2 separate regions of the Homo sapiens genome follow, and region 2 is linked to region 1. The links are chromatin loops, found by intact Hi-C in ENCODE. Cell type or tissue: heart left ventricle. All regions are shown on one strand.

Evidence for each region. Peaks named below come from ENCODE experiments on the same cell type or tissue, not always from the same donor. Only the 100,000 strongest peaks of a DNase experiment are listed, where the experiment ranks them.
Region 2: it touches region 1 in a loop (3-fold over the local background); 10 of 110 quality-filtered maps call a loop at or near these places.

What each region holds. Positions count from the first base shown.
Region 1 is chr21:28,740,851-28,748,850 of GRCh38, reverse strand. It overlaps a transcript of HEMK2 not described here and the pseudogene LOC124905067. Among named protein-coding and RNA genes, the nearest start is that of HEMK2, 140 kb to the left of the region's middle. RefSeq lists an enhancer at 3,151-3,240 and a silencer at 5,950-6,244. In heart left ventricle, CTCF peaks have their summits at 2,932 (motif pointing right), 3,623 (motif pointing right) and 6,083; a DNase peak (open chromatin) is centred at 2,990; H3K4me3 peaks cover 627 bases; H3K27ac peaks cover 1,018 bases.
Region 2 is chr21:27,560,145-27,568,144 of GRCh38, reverse strand. No RefSeq gene overlaps it. Among named protein-coding and RNA genes, the nearest start is that of LINC01673, 74 kb to the left of the region's middle. In heart left ventricle, CTCF peaks have their summits at 3,068 and 3,269 (motif pointing right); no DNase peak of the experiment used is centred here.

The DNA.
Region 1 (8,000 bases):
CCAAGTCTTTGGAGAAAGCAAACTAGAAAATGGAAATTCTCTAAAAGTTCTAAGGAACAGGGCAGGAATATTACCAATCTTTGTAATCTCTCTCTGACAATGGAAAGATGAACCAATTTTTAAAATGAAGATTAGCTCCATATAATTGATAATGGTGCATGTTTTCCCAGAAGATGGAATATTTATTTCCATGTCTCTGTTTCCTGTTCATGTATGCTTTGTCCCAAATCCTTTTGGTTTCCTGGAATTTTCTTTAGAAAACCCAGATATCACAGCAATAATCCCCAAACCTCACAGACTCCTTCAAAAGTAACTTGAGGGAAAGAATCAAGCCCAAGTGGTTCAATACTTGATGGAAACTTGTGTGAAGAGCAATGTCACTGCCAAATGAAAAAGAACTTACTCCAACCTACCATGTTTATTTAAAAGCAGTATGATACTTTTGTTATCTAGAAGACTTTTTAAACTGAACTCATAATTATTTTTTACCAAGGTATAGTAAAAGGTGAATATCATTATTAATTTATATTCTTATGCTTCTGTTTTAAAAATAATTTCAATGTTTATTTTACATTTTTCAATGTTCATTGTAGATTCAGGTGGTACATGTGCAGGTTTGCTACATGACTGTATTGTGTGATGCTGAGACTTGGGGTTTGAATGATCCTGTCACCCAGGTAGTGAGCATGGTAGCCAATAGGTAGCTTTTCAGCCCTTGCTCCTGTCCCTCTCTCCTCACTCTAGTAGTCCTCAGCATCGTTACCATCTTTATGTTCATGCATACACAATACTGAGCTCCCTCTTAGAAGTGTGAATATGTGGTATTTGCTGTTCTGTTCCTGTGTTAATTCATTTAGGAAATGCCTCCAGCTGCATCCACGTTGAGAAGAGAATGTCAACATTACACAGCCATAGACGCTCCTCTGATGTTCTCATAAGAGATACCCTATCTCTCTCTGGTTATGTTCCTTTTAATTTCTTACAGACTGATCAGTTAAATTGGCCAAGAGCCATTTCCTCTTAGCCTTCAATTGCAGTGCTCATCCTGCTTCTGAAAGCACCTTGTTGCAAAGGATAAGATGTCCTATCCATGTTGGTGCAAAGGATAAGATTTCCTATGCACGTTGGTGCAAAGGATACAATTTTGTTTTCTTTTTATGGCTGCATAGTATTCCATGGTATATGTGTACCACATTTATCTAGAGGAATTTTGACTCCTAACATTTTCAGGATTATGTAACATAAAAGTCCATTTTAAACAGGTAGTGGGGTAGGAGTATTGGAACTCTGAAAGATAACTTCATCTTCACTTCTGGACATTTCCTTTGAGGGTTGAATAGAACTATTTTGTTTTCCTCTGCACAGGATCCCCCAAATTAATTTTCATATGTATTTTCATCATTAGCCATTGGCTTGGAAGGTTTTAAAGTCATTCTGTGTCAACTTCAATTAAATCCCACGAGACTCAGAGAAACTGATCTGGCAGGAACCTGCTCCTGCATTTTTACAGATAAGTACATTAGGGCTCCATGAGGTCCAATAGCTGGACTGCGGTCAAACAGGAAGACAGAATGGGCTCCTCCATCCGGGCCTTGCAGGACAACTCTAGATTTGCTTCTCGCCACCCAGAAACTTTCTCCTCCCAGGTCATAGCAATTCCCATATCTAAGTATGACTTTCAGTTCATCTTTTCCCTTCTGTTCCACATTGAAAACATCAGGTACACCTGTAGACTCCATGGCCACAACAAACCTGGATCTTCTAGATCTGTCCATTTCCATTGCTAGTCAAAGGTGGTGTCTCTTGAGCCTCTATATTGCACGTGATTTCTCACTAGGTATCTTGCTTCTACGTTCTCTGCACCATAAATTCCTGTCTCCATGGAGCAGCCGGAGTGATCTTTTTGATAGTCTCAGAGCCTTTTAAGAACTTCTCTTCCCACCTGGTAAAAAACCTCATTGCACAGCCCTGGCTTATCAAGCCCTCCATGCTGTGGCTGTGTTTGGCTCTCAGCCCTCCCTCTTCCACCCTCTCCCTTCCCTTCTCACCCCTGCCAATGGCCTTATTTGTGTTCTTCAAGTATGTTGAAATGCTTCCCTTCTCAAAGTTTTTGCACTAGCTCTTCATATCTTTCTGGAATGTTCTCCATAGATCATCATATAGTTTTTTTTTTTTTTTAGATTGGCCCTACTTTAATAGCAACTCTTCTTGGACCACTCAATGTATGATAGCCTCTCAGTCACTTTCTATCACGTCACCCTATTTTGATTTCCAGTATAGTTATACATTTTATAAGCTACATTTATCACTCATATATTCCCTTAAAAATATTTATTTTCCGTTGCTCATCTCCCTACCTGCACACATGGTCGTGAGCAAAGAACTTGCTTGTCCTACTGATCTCTGCATTCTCAGTGCTCGGTGATATTTGTTGAATGAATGCAGGGCAATGCTATGTCTATGCTTTATGTCATTATCTTCTGACTCACTGCAAAGACAGGAGTCCCCCACGGGCAAGGAACATACTAAGAGTAGTATGTACCTCATGTTGTTATTGAGACATTTCAAAACATGTAAACATATTTACAGTGATGAAGTATACAGAATACTGCCTGCCACAGAAAAAGCTCCAAATAAATATCAGCTGTTGTTACTGTAGGATGTATACATATTTTTATTTATATTCATATAGTTTTGTTATACATATAAAACAAAACGTTTTATCAGTTTTTATTACTTACACATGTCTACATTATATATGGTGTTAGCTATTGTTATTCTGTTATTTGATAGAGTATCCAATAAAATATGTTACAAGATTTTGCTAAATACCATAAACTAAATGCCGACCACTTTTTTCTCACCTGGCTCTATTTCAGGATTCAGCCAGGTTTCTCTGTCTGGGAGTGTTAATGTTTCTTAGCTAAGCAGCTGCAGTATCTGCGGTTACTGAAATCGTCCTGAAGGTGGCAGCGGAGAGCTAAGGTTTGGAAAGTGCTCACATGTTCTTGTATACATGCTGGGATAGGATTTGAAGGGGGTGAGAAAAGTTATTCCATGGGGCTGTTTTTGCATCTTCAAAATTCCTTTCATCATTATTATTGTTGGGAAGGGGTGTGTTATATGTCGGGAAGCTGCTCAAATGCAAATGATATCTGGGAAGTGGCAGCCAGCTATTATTCATGAAACCTCAGGCAACGTGAGAGCATTAGAGCATTCATCCAGATGCAGGAAAGTGGAACTGCTGGTGAGGTGAGATAGAGGGCAGGTAAAGGGAAGAAAAGGGCTTGGTTTTGGATGGGCGTTTTCTTGGTTCCGAGGACTTCTTGATCTGTGGAGAGGGGTACAGGCAGGAGAGGTCAAAGCTGAGCCCTCTAACTGACGGGGCCAGGGCAGGGCCCCTCTCGTCCGGGTCTAAGGCAGTAAACTCCTGGAACAATCTCATACAACATCCATCTGCTTGTTTAAATAACAAGCCGATTCTATCATGTCTATGTGTACAAATCAGACTCTCTGGGGAGTAAGTATGTGAAAGGAGACTGGAAATATCGTTAACGATTTTCAGACATTTTCTCCAACTAAATCTGAAATACTGCATACTGACCACGAGATGACAGTATTGCACCACTAAATGCTTACACCACAAGCTTCCATCTTGTAAGCTCTTAGAGATCTAACACAAAATCACTGTGCTTCCCACTCGCAGCAGTCATTGGAATTATGCTTATAAACAGCAATTTTTCTTTATTTGCACTTTTTCCATAAATGAGGAATACATTTTTTGCCAATAGTGGCTACTGTATGTATACTTCGGTTATTGTCTTGGGAAAATGGGTGTTGAAAAAATTGAATTGTCTGTGACTCTACACATTTTATAATTCAAAATTTGTGAATAAAATTAATCAGCATGTGAGTTAAAGTGCAGTATTCCTTCAGCTAGAACTGCAAGACCAAAAAAACCCCATAAAAGTGTTTGGTTTATAATTTACTGTTTTTAATTTATGGTCTATAGTAAGATTTTCTAAAAGCATGAAACAGAATGGTTCTAACATATGGTTTTATATAGTTTACATATTTATAACCATGTTTATCTAAAATAGCTCTCTGTAATGCATTTATGTGGTTGAAGAGTTTGAAAAGGTGATTATCAAATGAAATAATGTATGTAAAATACCCAGCTCAAGCCTCACACATGGCAGGAATCATAATAAATAGAGGCTCTTGTTTCCTTTATTAAGAAGAAATCATAAATTAGTGGATAAGTGCAAAAATCCTTTGCTACTATGAAACAGGAGAGGCCAAACAGTGAGATATCATAGAGTGAGTTGCCTCTTATGCCTTTCTAGTTGAGTAGTCAGAGAATGAAAAACTACTTAAGGTTCTACCCTTCCACAGACACTGCAGATGAAAGTGTTCGGCAATTAACCATGAATGACTTTCAGGAACAGCAAATCCATGCTTTTCTATTTTACTCAACTTGGATTACATCTGTAGTGCAAATTTAAAAGAACACTTCTGGGGACAGTTTTTCCCAGGATCTATTTATTGTCTCATTTTTTTCTTTTTTTAATTGTTAATTTATTTTATTTTTGTAAAATATTTTAATGTTTATTTTAGGTTCAGGAGTACATGTGCAGGTTTGTTATATAGGTAAACTCATGACTCAGGGGTTTGGTGTACAGAGTATTTAATTACCCAGGTACTAAGCATAGTATCAGATAGTTTTTTCTCTTCTGAACCTCTCCCTCTTCCCAGCCCCCACCCTCAAGTAGGCCTCAGTATCTGCTATTTCCCTCTTTCTGTCCATGAATTCTCATTATTTAGCTCCCACTTATTAGTGAGAACATGTGGCATTTGGTTTTCTGTGTTAGTTTGCTGAGGATAACAGCCTCCAGTTCCATCCACGTTTCTGTAAAGGATGCAATCTTGTTCTTTTTCATGGCTGTATAGTATTCTGTGGTCTATATGTCCCATGGCTATTTTCTTTGATAGTCTCAGAACAATAAAACATTCAGTACCCACAGCAACCCTTGTAGCTACCAGACACATTTGCATGATCCAAGCATAACAGTTAAAGATGAATGGCCTTAATGCCTGGGGTCATCCAACTTTCACCATCTTCTATTTTAGACTTTTTCCTCCTCCTAATAGGCAGAGATGGGATGAATTCCTTAATTAAACAAGATCTCTTGTTTGAACCAGTTTAGACTGCAATCATTCATCAAACTTTTCTTTCCTCCCTCCCTTCCTCTCTTCCATTCTCCCTTCACCTTCTCTCCTTCCTTCACTCTCTTTTTTCTTTTCTGCATCCCAATGACTTGTTACTTACTGTGTTCTGTTAAGTTTAGGTACAAACAATAGAAGCAAGTGCTTTATTTAACTCCTTATTTCCTGTTATGGGCTGAATTCAACCCAGTCAACACCTTAATCTTGGACGTCTAGCCTCCAGAACTGTGAGAAATAAATTTCTGTTGTTGAAGTGACCCTGCCTCTGGTACTTTGTTATAGTAGCTCTAGCAAATGTACACATCCCCTTAGATTCTGTCTCTCTCTTTTTTTTAAAACACGGAACACTTTTAGGAATGTGCATGTCATCCTGGCGCAGAGGCCATGCTAATCTACTCTAAATTGCTGCTGAAGCAAGCACTCCTGTTAGATTTTTCAACCTCCACATTTTCCAAGACTTCTTAAAATACTGGCTTTTCAGACCTTTGGGTCTCATCCCTCCTGTTGCTACACTCCACCACTGCAGCGCATTTGACAATAGTGACTGTGTTTGTGTGAACGTGAGCAGATACTAAATCCCAACATTTTTGAACAGTTTCATTGCACTCCTACCAGGTACAGCGCATTCATTAATTTTAATATTTACTATCACAATGGGAACTAAGAAGTTGTCAGGAAACGGAATAAACTTAAAAATGGTTCATAGGAGAAGAAGACAGAAGACCGTGACCACAGAGAAAATTTTAGCCTAAAGCCTTCTTATACTGTTGTGCTAGAAAAACGTTTCTCCCTCAATAAATAGATATGTGTCTATAGGGCTTCTTCAAATTCTGGTGTTTGGGTGAAAATATTGAAATACTGTAGATGGCACCATGACATTGCACATGACTGTTTTAGAACAAAACCACTGTGTCGTTATCTCCCTCCCCCATTTTTTTTCCTTTTTTTTTTCTTAGTGGGCAAGTTATTGGAATCTTTAAAAAAATGATCATTTATGATTAAAACTTGGAAAAGGAATTATGCCCATTTTTTTCATGTTTACTCTCATGGCCTGTACTACAAAGCACTAGTCAGTAACCTCCCCTTGAAAAGTCTTTGGATAAGTGCATCATTATTCTAGCTACCAGCACTTGGTGAATCCCCATGTTAAACTCAACGTGTTTTGAAATTAAACCTCAGAGATGTTCCCAACCTTCTTTTATGTCCCTAGAGATAAGTTTACCAAATGTTAACAAAGAAATAATTGTTCTCAGAACTTATGGCAGCAAAGTGATGAGATGTAGGGTTGCTTTAAGACCGAGGCACAAATGGTGCTCTGTGGCAAACGTAAAGAAACTGTTCAATAATTACTGTTTTCAGCAAATGTAAAACTCTAAACCAGGGGCCAGCAAACTTCTTCTGTACAGATCCATCCAGATAGTAAATATTGTCAGCTTTATGGGCTACACGGTCTCTGTCCAAGCTACTCAAAGCTGCCATTTTACCCTGAAAGCAGCCATAGACAATACATATACAAACAGGCATGGCTGTGTTCCAACAATACTTTATTTACAAAAACAGGTGGCAGATTTGGTCCTGAGCGATAGTTTGCCGTCACCTCCTCAAACCCAGGCTTGCTTTCCCTGTAAAGAAGGCTCTCTCTTGTGGTGATTCCTCAAAGACCTAAAGACAGAAATACCATTTGACCCAGCAATCCCATTACTAGGTATATACCCAAAGGAAGAAATATATATCATTCTATTATACAGACACAGGCACACATGTGTTCACTGCAGCACTATTTACAATAGCAAAGACATGGAGTCAACCTAAATGCCCATCAATGATAGACTGGATATAGAAAATGTGGTACATATACACCATGGAATACTATGCTGCCGTAAAAAGGAATGAGATCATGTCCTTTGCAGGGACATGGACGAAGCTAGAGGCCTTAGTATCCTTAGCAAACTAACACAGGAACAGAAAACCAAATACCACATGTTCTCACTTATAAGTGGGAGCTAAATGATGAGAACGCAGAGACACATAGAGGGGAACAACACCCGCTGGGGCCTAGTGGAGGGTTGTGGGTGGCAGGAGGGAGAGGATCAGGAAAAATAACCAATGGGTACTAGGCTTAATAACCTGGGTGATGAAATAATCTGTACAACAAACCCCCATGACACAAGTTTACCTATGTAACAAACCTGCACATATATCCCTGAACTTAAAATCTTAAAATAAAAGTTAAAAAAAGAAACCTCTTTCTGTAGTAGGTTTGAATGCCTAATACACACATTTTCTCTCTCCTGCCTTTTAAAACTTCATGCTTATGCTTTCCCCATATGTTTCAAGCATGATCTTGTGTCATCTTTTTTGGAGGTAAAATGTTGGGTTGAGTGGGTTAGGAAACTGACTTGTGAGTGTGACATTGGAGATGGGTCTAATCATGATGTTGGCCTGGACATATCTCATTTCTTCCCATGGGACCCATCTGATTTGATTTGACTTTAGGAATAAGAGTTCAGATTTGGGATTGTGCTTGGTTTGGAGCTGGCTTGGTGAGCATGAAAATGCTCTTCAGTTATCTTGGAGCTAACACATGTGTATATTAACCAAACAGAAACCAACTTAGGAAGTAAATTATAGTAGTAATTGTATTAGAGGTAAAGCATATATACAGTTATGAACAGTGCCCTGTGTCCAAAAAAATGCATTACATAATTTTCAAAAATGTAATGTATTTATTAACATACTTATCCATAGTCAGGTTCCACAGGAGCTAATTCTGA
Region 2 (8,000 bases), 1.2 Mb after region 1:
TTGCCATCCTTAATCCTCAGTTGCACCTATGAAGCCAAGTTGGGTCTAATTCAATTGAACTGGCATGAGAAGCAACTGTTATCTACCAGAGTATTTGTTCAAAATTAAAAGCTATATATGTGGTACTTACCAAGAATGCCAGTGTGGCAGAACTGGAACTTGTTCTATCAAAATGACTAGCTATGTCCACAGTTAGGGAATCTCAAATCCAAGTTTATTTATTTTATATAAGGGAGACGTTACCTTCCTTGCTTCTCATATTCCAATAGTCTTCTTAAATTTCCTGCCTAATCATAATTACTGGTATGAACAATATAGTAGATGATTCGAGTCTGAAATAATTTTTAAACACTTTAGACTTAATTAAGTCCACATGGTCATAATTTTTGGTTAGAGTCTGCATTAAGAGTAACATTTAAGTGAAAGTCAATCAGTTGATGAAGTCAAGTATCTAAACTGATGAAAATGTCTTTCAAGAATATAAAATTCAGTGAGGCATAGATTTCTCAAAACAAGCTTCACCATCTTGTGTGTGTGTTGCATCCAATTCTATTTACTTTACAGGCACAGTGTCACTGCTGTTAATTATTACATAAATTGAAGGTCTTTGTTTCTAGCTTTATGATCATGGCCCCAATGACTTCTTCTCCCAAACAGATTTTTATACAATTTTACTCCCTGCTCTCTCTCAGACCCTTTGGGGACAAAAATTTTTTTCTCCAGCCCGTGGACTTTGAGAGCCCCATTCTCTTTGGGATTCAGTACGTACCTAGATATACTTGTGGAATGTTGAAATATACATGGTCATCTCTAACTTCAGGTTTTTCTGTCCACATCCCCTCCATACTCTGCCCTGTTTTCTTTTAGATTACTAATATCCTAGAACTTTTCCTAATCCTTCCCAGCCATTCACTACCCAATTGAGAAAGAGTGCTCCAGAACTTTCTCTCCCCCACTAGCGCCCTGTCTAGCCTCATCAAAAACATTTTCTTACTGACCAGGTAAACTAGAAAGAATCTGATATTTCATTTTATTTAATTTCTATTTAATTTATTTATAAGTATTACGTGTATTATATTTAAACTGTTTACATATATATATATATATCCTCATCTAGAGATATTTGCATATTAACAGAGTAAATTGCTTTTATCTAAATCAGTAATCCTCAACCTTGGTTGTATATTAGAAACACCTGAGAAATTTTTAAAAACCATCAATACCTAGGTCTTGGCCCTAGGGATTCTGATATAATTGACCTAGGGTATGACTTGTATATCCTGTATTCATAAAATCTTTCCTAGTGATTCTAATGTGTAGTCAGCGCTGAAAAATTTGCTTTAAAGGAATATGTCTCTTTAAATGCACAAACCTAGACACCTCTCCTTTTATTTAAGGGATCTCTGGCTCCTCCAAGTAATTTGAGAAGCTGCGTCTTTTGGCAGCATAGATCAGCTGTTCAGGGACTCTCCCCATTCTTCTCCCCCTTTCTCTTTTCGGCTTTGAGACCGGTGCCAAATTAATCACCACTATAATCAAAACTACGATGTTTCACTTTCCCATAATTCCATCATTGTGCGTGATATAAAGTGTGGAACATACAAAAGTTTGAGCTTCTAAGAGAAAATAGACATACATACTTGTTGAATCAAGAATCTCTGCCTCTGTCATGTCTGACTCCTTGCACCCATGATTTAAATTTACCTCGTAGCAAAGAAGGCATGAGGGAAATTCTGTACTATAAAAGGGTGCCTCCATGAGATTTCCCCTAAATGTTCAGATAATCAAGGTTATCCATATGGGGCAGCAGGGAACTAAACAAAAAGTTTGACTCATTTGTTCAACAAATATCCATTAAGCGACTACTATGAGCTACCATACGAAGTGCTGGGAAGACAGTCAAGATGAAGCCCCTGATCTCAAAATGCTTCCGGTCCAGGAGTAGAGTGTGGCTAGAGGCTGGGAGAAGACAAAATTCACTACGTAGGAATTTAAATATAACCATGGTAACATTGGAAGGTGAAATTCAGGGAGTTGTTAGTTTGAGATGGTTGGTGTGACCCGGAAAAGGTTTTATTGAGGTAATGGTATTTCAATTGAGAGTTAAAGGGTAGGAATGGTGGCAAGGGCAGAATCCCGGCAGAGGAAAAAGGTGTTTAGATTCAGAGTTGGGAATGGCTTTGGTCATTAAAGAAAATAAGTAAAACAAACAAACAAAAATCAATATGCTTGAAACAGAGTAAACAAAAAGAGGGGCTAGTTAAAAATGGGCTGGAGAACCAAGCTGAGGCTGGAATCTACAAAGCCCTGGAGGCCTCCTTAAATTTTTTTCATTTTATCCTAGGAGGAATTAGAAATAACTACAGTTTGTTATATAAAAGATGACTCTCAGAATTTAAAAAAAAGAATTTTAAGGTTTATTTGTTTATGTATTGCTAGTTTGCTCAAACATCACCTTCTTAAAGAGGCCTACTCTGTCTCTTCTCTTAGTACAGCAAGCTGGCTGCATCTCCACCCCTACTCCTCCCAGTGGCCCTTAATACACTGTGGTTTTCTTTATGCCTGCTACCAATCAAGTCATTTACTCATTTATCAAGTTTATTGCCTATTGTTTGTTTCTGCTCACAAGTGCAAGCCCCCCATATGCAGAGCTCTGCAACATCTGATGCTGTATTGCACGCAGCTTCTTAGAGCAGCATCTAATATAAAAGAGAACTGTGCTCAATAAGTATTGACTCAGCACATGAGCTTCCCTAGGCAAAATCACTTATTATATCTTTGTTCTTCATCAAAAATTCACACTAGGCAGTTTAAACTTAATTAAGGTAGTACATAAAATAAATTGCTTTTTTTTTCTCCTTGGGAGCTTTGTAATGAATAGTCTCAGCATTATTTATTTAAGCTCTGTAGCAGACATGGTCACATTCTCAGCAGAGAGGTCATGAACAAAATATTCTCATCCAAGGAGATTTTTTTGTAGATTAGACTCAAGAGGTCCAACATTGGCAAGTCAGCATGTGTGATATTTTTCTAGGCCTGTTCTCACACATATCCATTTCTAATTCACAATCCACAGTACAGACTTCACATTTATAGGAGTCAATTTTTAAGTTCACGTAGTGACCCCTCAGATATGTAGCTATGTAATCTCTAGCAAAAGCCCAAGTACTTTTTTACCTCCTGAGATATCAGTGCTAAGAAAATGGTGGGCTTTTGTTTTTAAGGATGCAGCTCTTAGTCTATAGAGGGTTTGAGCAGCTGACCAGTAGAGGGCACCTGCCACTCTAAAATTGCCTCATGTCCTGTCAGTCTAGAGACACAGGCTTCACTGATTTATAAATAAGTTATTATTGCCTTCAGAATATTTTTATTTCCTTTCTGATCATCCAATATTATTGATTTCTAACACAAGTAATATGTCATAATAAAAATAAAGATTCATAAAGAGAAAAACTAAATCACTAATAGTACGATTACCCGGAGATAGCATAACCACTATTAATGTTTGATATTATTCCATATTATAATACATGCATCTGAATTCCATGTATTTCCCCAAATGGGATCACAAAGTAAATGCTATTTAATAACTTAAAAATAGATGAAATATGCAAGTTGAATCTAGGGCTATATCTTATAATGCCAGAAAGTCCTAAAAAAAAAAGGAAGAAAAGAAAACCCACAATGATGGGGGCATGTCAAAGGGTCCGAGGAACAAACTGAAAAAGCTCCAAGTGTCCATAGCTAGAACAATTTGGGCAACAAAGCAAACAAAGTAGCATTGGATTATGGTCCAAATTATAAAATCAATGTCTGAGTCCATACAGATATCAATACACAATTGAATAGGTAGTAGAGAAGAAACAAATCTGCCTTGTAGAAGAATACCAAATAATCAAAACAACTCACTTCTTCAGTATGAGCTGTTAATAGTGACTTTCTTCCAAAGGGTGCAATATGGAAAGAGTTGAAAAATAGTAAATTTACAGTGGAAAAACCTAACACCACCTTAACTAGGTGACCAAGGTCAATATCAACAAGTCATGTTGACTGTATGTAGCTTTAATATGTTGTTAGGAAACTAGCACTTTACCTCTATGATATTCCTCTATAACAGAGGAAATGAAGACCTGAAAAGGCTGAGGCAATTTTCAAAATCAGAATTGGTTGTATTTACTGATCAATTAAAATGTAAAGAGACAGGCAAGGCAATTGAAGTTGGATAAAGAGTTAAAGATGGGCATCTGAGTGAAAACATGAACTGTGTCCACTTGTGAATGGACATGTAACATCACACACACACACACAAATTGGCTGCAATATCTACAAATGCCAGTTTCCCTGGAAAACATCTACCATTGCTGTTTTTTTCAAGTTGAGACAAGTGAAAAAAAATGTATAGGATTTTGAATTAGAAAAACTGGAGGTCGAAACCTAGCTCTGCTATAGTAATTTTGGGTAAGGAAAAGAATGTGAAAAGTGAAATAGCACACAAGTTTCAGGGTTTTTAAGAGAGCTGATGACATTGCACAGAGAGTTACAAGAAATCATGGCGTTCCTCCCACAACTGGGACCAGACAAATTATTGTAATTATCATTAGCAGTCAAGATTGGCAGAAGGAAGCTATTTTCTGGTTTCTTATTAATATGCGATGATGGAAGATAAATCATTTTCCCAAGCAACCCTTCTGCCATAAGTAAATGTCTATAGATTGATCACAAATTTAATAATATTATTTTTAATTTTCTGGTTATAAAATGTTCCTTCTTTCAAAAATATTAAGGCCTCCAAGTGTAGTTTCAGTAGTCTTTTAAGCCCTGTGGTAAACTCTGAGTAAAGCTTCATGGAAAATATCTGAAGGGGTTATTTCTTGAGTTCAGTGATAAGTTTAGGCAGCTGTAAATTTTCCAGTTCCTGGAGTAGAATTCTATAAGCATAACCTATATTCTATGGCCATTCTATTACATTTCCATAAATGTGCACACTGATGATGTGATACAACTCATGATTTATTTTCAGATTTATTTCTGAAAATTTATTGTAGGAATAATGATTTCCCAATTGATCCACATGAGATACTAATGTCCACAGGAGATACTAATAGAGTGTACTCGCTATTTTTAGTCTGTTACCCTCATTTATGAACATAACAATGTTCGTAACATCAGTTTTGAGACTTAAACTAAACATTTCTTTTACATTGACCAAAATTGTTGTCATTTAAATTGTTATCAAATACATGCAATTAAATAATTAAAATATACAAATAATTTCACACATCCTTTACTTCCAAAAATCTTCTCCATATAGTAGAGTTGATAAGAAGTAAAAGATGTTTGGAACTTCGAGTTGATTCTGTAAGGTACTGAGACTCTTGGGGATGATGAGACAGGTGGATGTATTTTGCATGTAGATTGAATTTGAATCTTCAGGACCAGAGCACATACTTTGATGGGCAGAATAACGGCTTCCCGAAGATGTTCACCTCTCAGTCTCTGGAATCTGTGACTATGCTAGCAACCTTAATATGGAGAAATTATCCGGGATTACCCACATAGTCCCAATATAATCAGAAAGTTTCTTAAATTTGGAGGGAGACAGAAGATTCAGTATCAGAGTGATGCAACAAGTGGAAGACTTGAAAGGCCGTTGTTGGCTTTGGCGATGGAAGACCTCTATGAGCCAAGGAATGTGGGCAGCCTCAAGAAGCTGGAAAAGTCAAGGAAATCATTTCTGTCCTAGAAGATCCAGAAAGAAACACCGTCCTATTGATTCCTCAATTTTTAAAACAATGAGGTCCATTTCAGACTTCTAACTTTCACACTTATAAGAAAAATTTGTATTAAGCCACTAAACTTGCTGCAATGTGTACAGTAGGAAACTAACATATTGGTAGCCTTTATGATATTCCTGTAACTAAATGCTCTGGACCCCAAATCAATATAGATCTTATTAGTGATGTTTTGCACTGCAGCAAATAGTTATTGCAAAATTATTGCAAATGTGTAGTTATTAAATCCCCCCCACACACACTTTAGTTAAACTAATTCAGTCAAACTAAACTAATTTAGTGTGTGAGAAAATAAAAGAAGCAATTCATTCTAACTAAAGAATAAGCACATCTTCTTAACAGTATTGTTCTATGCTATCCTTTTGCCTTCCTGCTTTTGCAAAAGCTACTAAACTTACTTTATCATTTTCTTATTAACCTTATCCTTATTTATTTTTGCTGAATAATTTATATTGTCTTTTAATATTCAGGTCAGGTATAGCCTACTCTAAACAACATTCTTAGACCACATCTGGCCAGTGTAGTCATTTCTTCCAGATGTTTCTGTATGTTTTAACCTAACAGTCCTTCTACTGCTCTGTAATATACTGCTTATGTGTTTGTTTTCTCCATTGCAGAGAAAGTTCTTTGAGTGAAATATCTATACCTTACATACCTTTGTATCCCCTGAATGATTCCTACTGCTGTCTATATGGCTGGTACCAGTGTCTTGGTCCAAAATGAAGAAATGCATGAGTTATTAGCCTCTTCTTGAGGTTTCTTAGAACTTTAGGGCATTAAAAAGTCCTTCTTCACTAGTGTATAAACATTTGTATAAACATGCTTAGTGTATAAAAATATGTATAAACATGTTTAGTGTATAAACATGCTCACTTGTCTCCTATCTGAAACAAAACGAAACCAGCCAACAAACCCTAAGGCTGTTTCTCCACGTCGAATTTCTCTCTACCCTTGGCAGGGCACAGTGGCTCATGCCTGTAATCCCGGCACTTTGGGAGTCTGAGGCGGGCGGATCACTTGAGGTCAGGAATTTGAGACCAGCGCCTGTAATCCCAGCTACTCAGGAGGCTGAGGCACAAGGTTGCAGAGAGCCAAGATTGCGTCACTGCACTCCAGCCTGTGCGACAGAGGTAGACTTCATCTTAAAAAAAAAAAAAAAAAAAAAATTTCTCTCTACTCTAAAAAATGCTGCCTTTAACTGTAAAGCTTATAAGAGTGACCCACATCCATTGCTCCAACTTAGTCCTCATCTTTTCATAAAATTGCCTCCTTCCCAGGTTAATTAATTTGCTGGGGCTGCCATCACAAAACGCCACTGACTGAGTGACTTCAACTAGAGAAATTTCTTTTCTTTCTTTTTTTTTTGTAGATGGAGTCTTGCTCTGTCACCAGGCTGGAGTGCTGTGGCACGATCTCGGCTCACTGGAACCTCTGCCTCCTGGGTTCAAGCGATTCTCCTGCCTCAGCCTCCAGAGTAACTGGGACTACAGGCACGTGCCACCATGCCCAGCTAATTTTTGTATTTTTAGTAGAGACAGGGCTTCACCACGTTGACCAGGATGGTCTCGATCTCCTGCCCTCGTGATCCGCCTGCTTCAGCCTCCCAAAGTGCTGGGATTACAGGCCTGAGACACCACAACTGGCCAAAATTAATTTTCTTACTGAGACCAAGGTGTTAGCAGTGTCTTTTTTTCTTCTGGGGCCTCTCTCCTTGGTTGCAGACGGTCACCTTCTTGCTGTGTCCTCACATGGTCTTCCTTTTTTGCTCACTAACCCAGGGTGTCCCTCTGTGTGTCCAAATTCCTTCTTCATATAAAGACGCCAGTCAGATTAGATCAGGTTCCACTCTAACAACTCATTTTGTTTAGTTTTGTAGCGATTTTGTGGGTAGATGTGATATTTTCATACCTGTATACAATGCATAATGATCAAATCAGAGTAACTACGATATCCATCATCACTTCAAACATCTTTTATTTTTTTTGAGATGGAGTCTCACTCTGTTGCCCAGGCTGGAGTGCAGCGGTGCCATCTCAGTTCACTGCAAGCTCTGCCTCCTGGGTTCAAGTGATTCTCCTGCCTCAGCCTCCCTAGTAACTGGGACTACAGGTGCACACCACCATGCCCGGCTAATTTTTGTACTTTTTTTGTTAGAGACATGTTTCACCATGTTGGCCAGGCTGGTCTTGAACTCCTGACCTAAGGTAA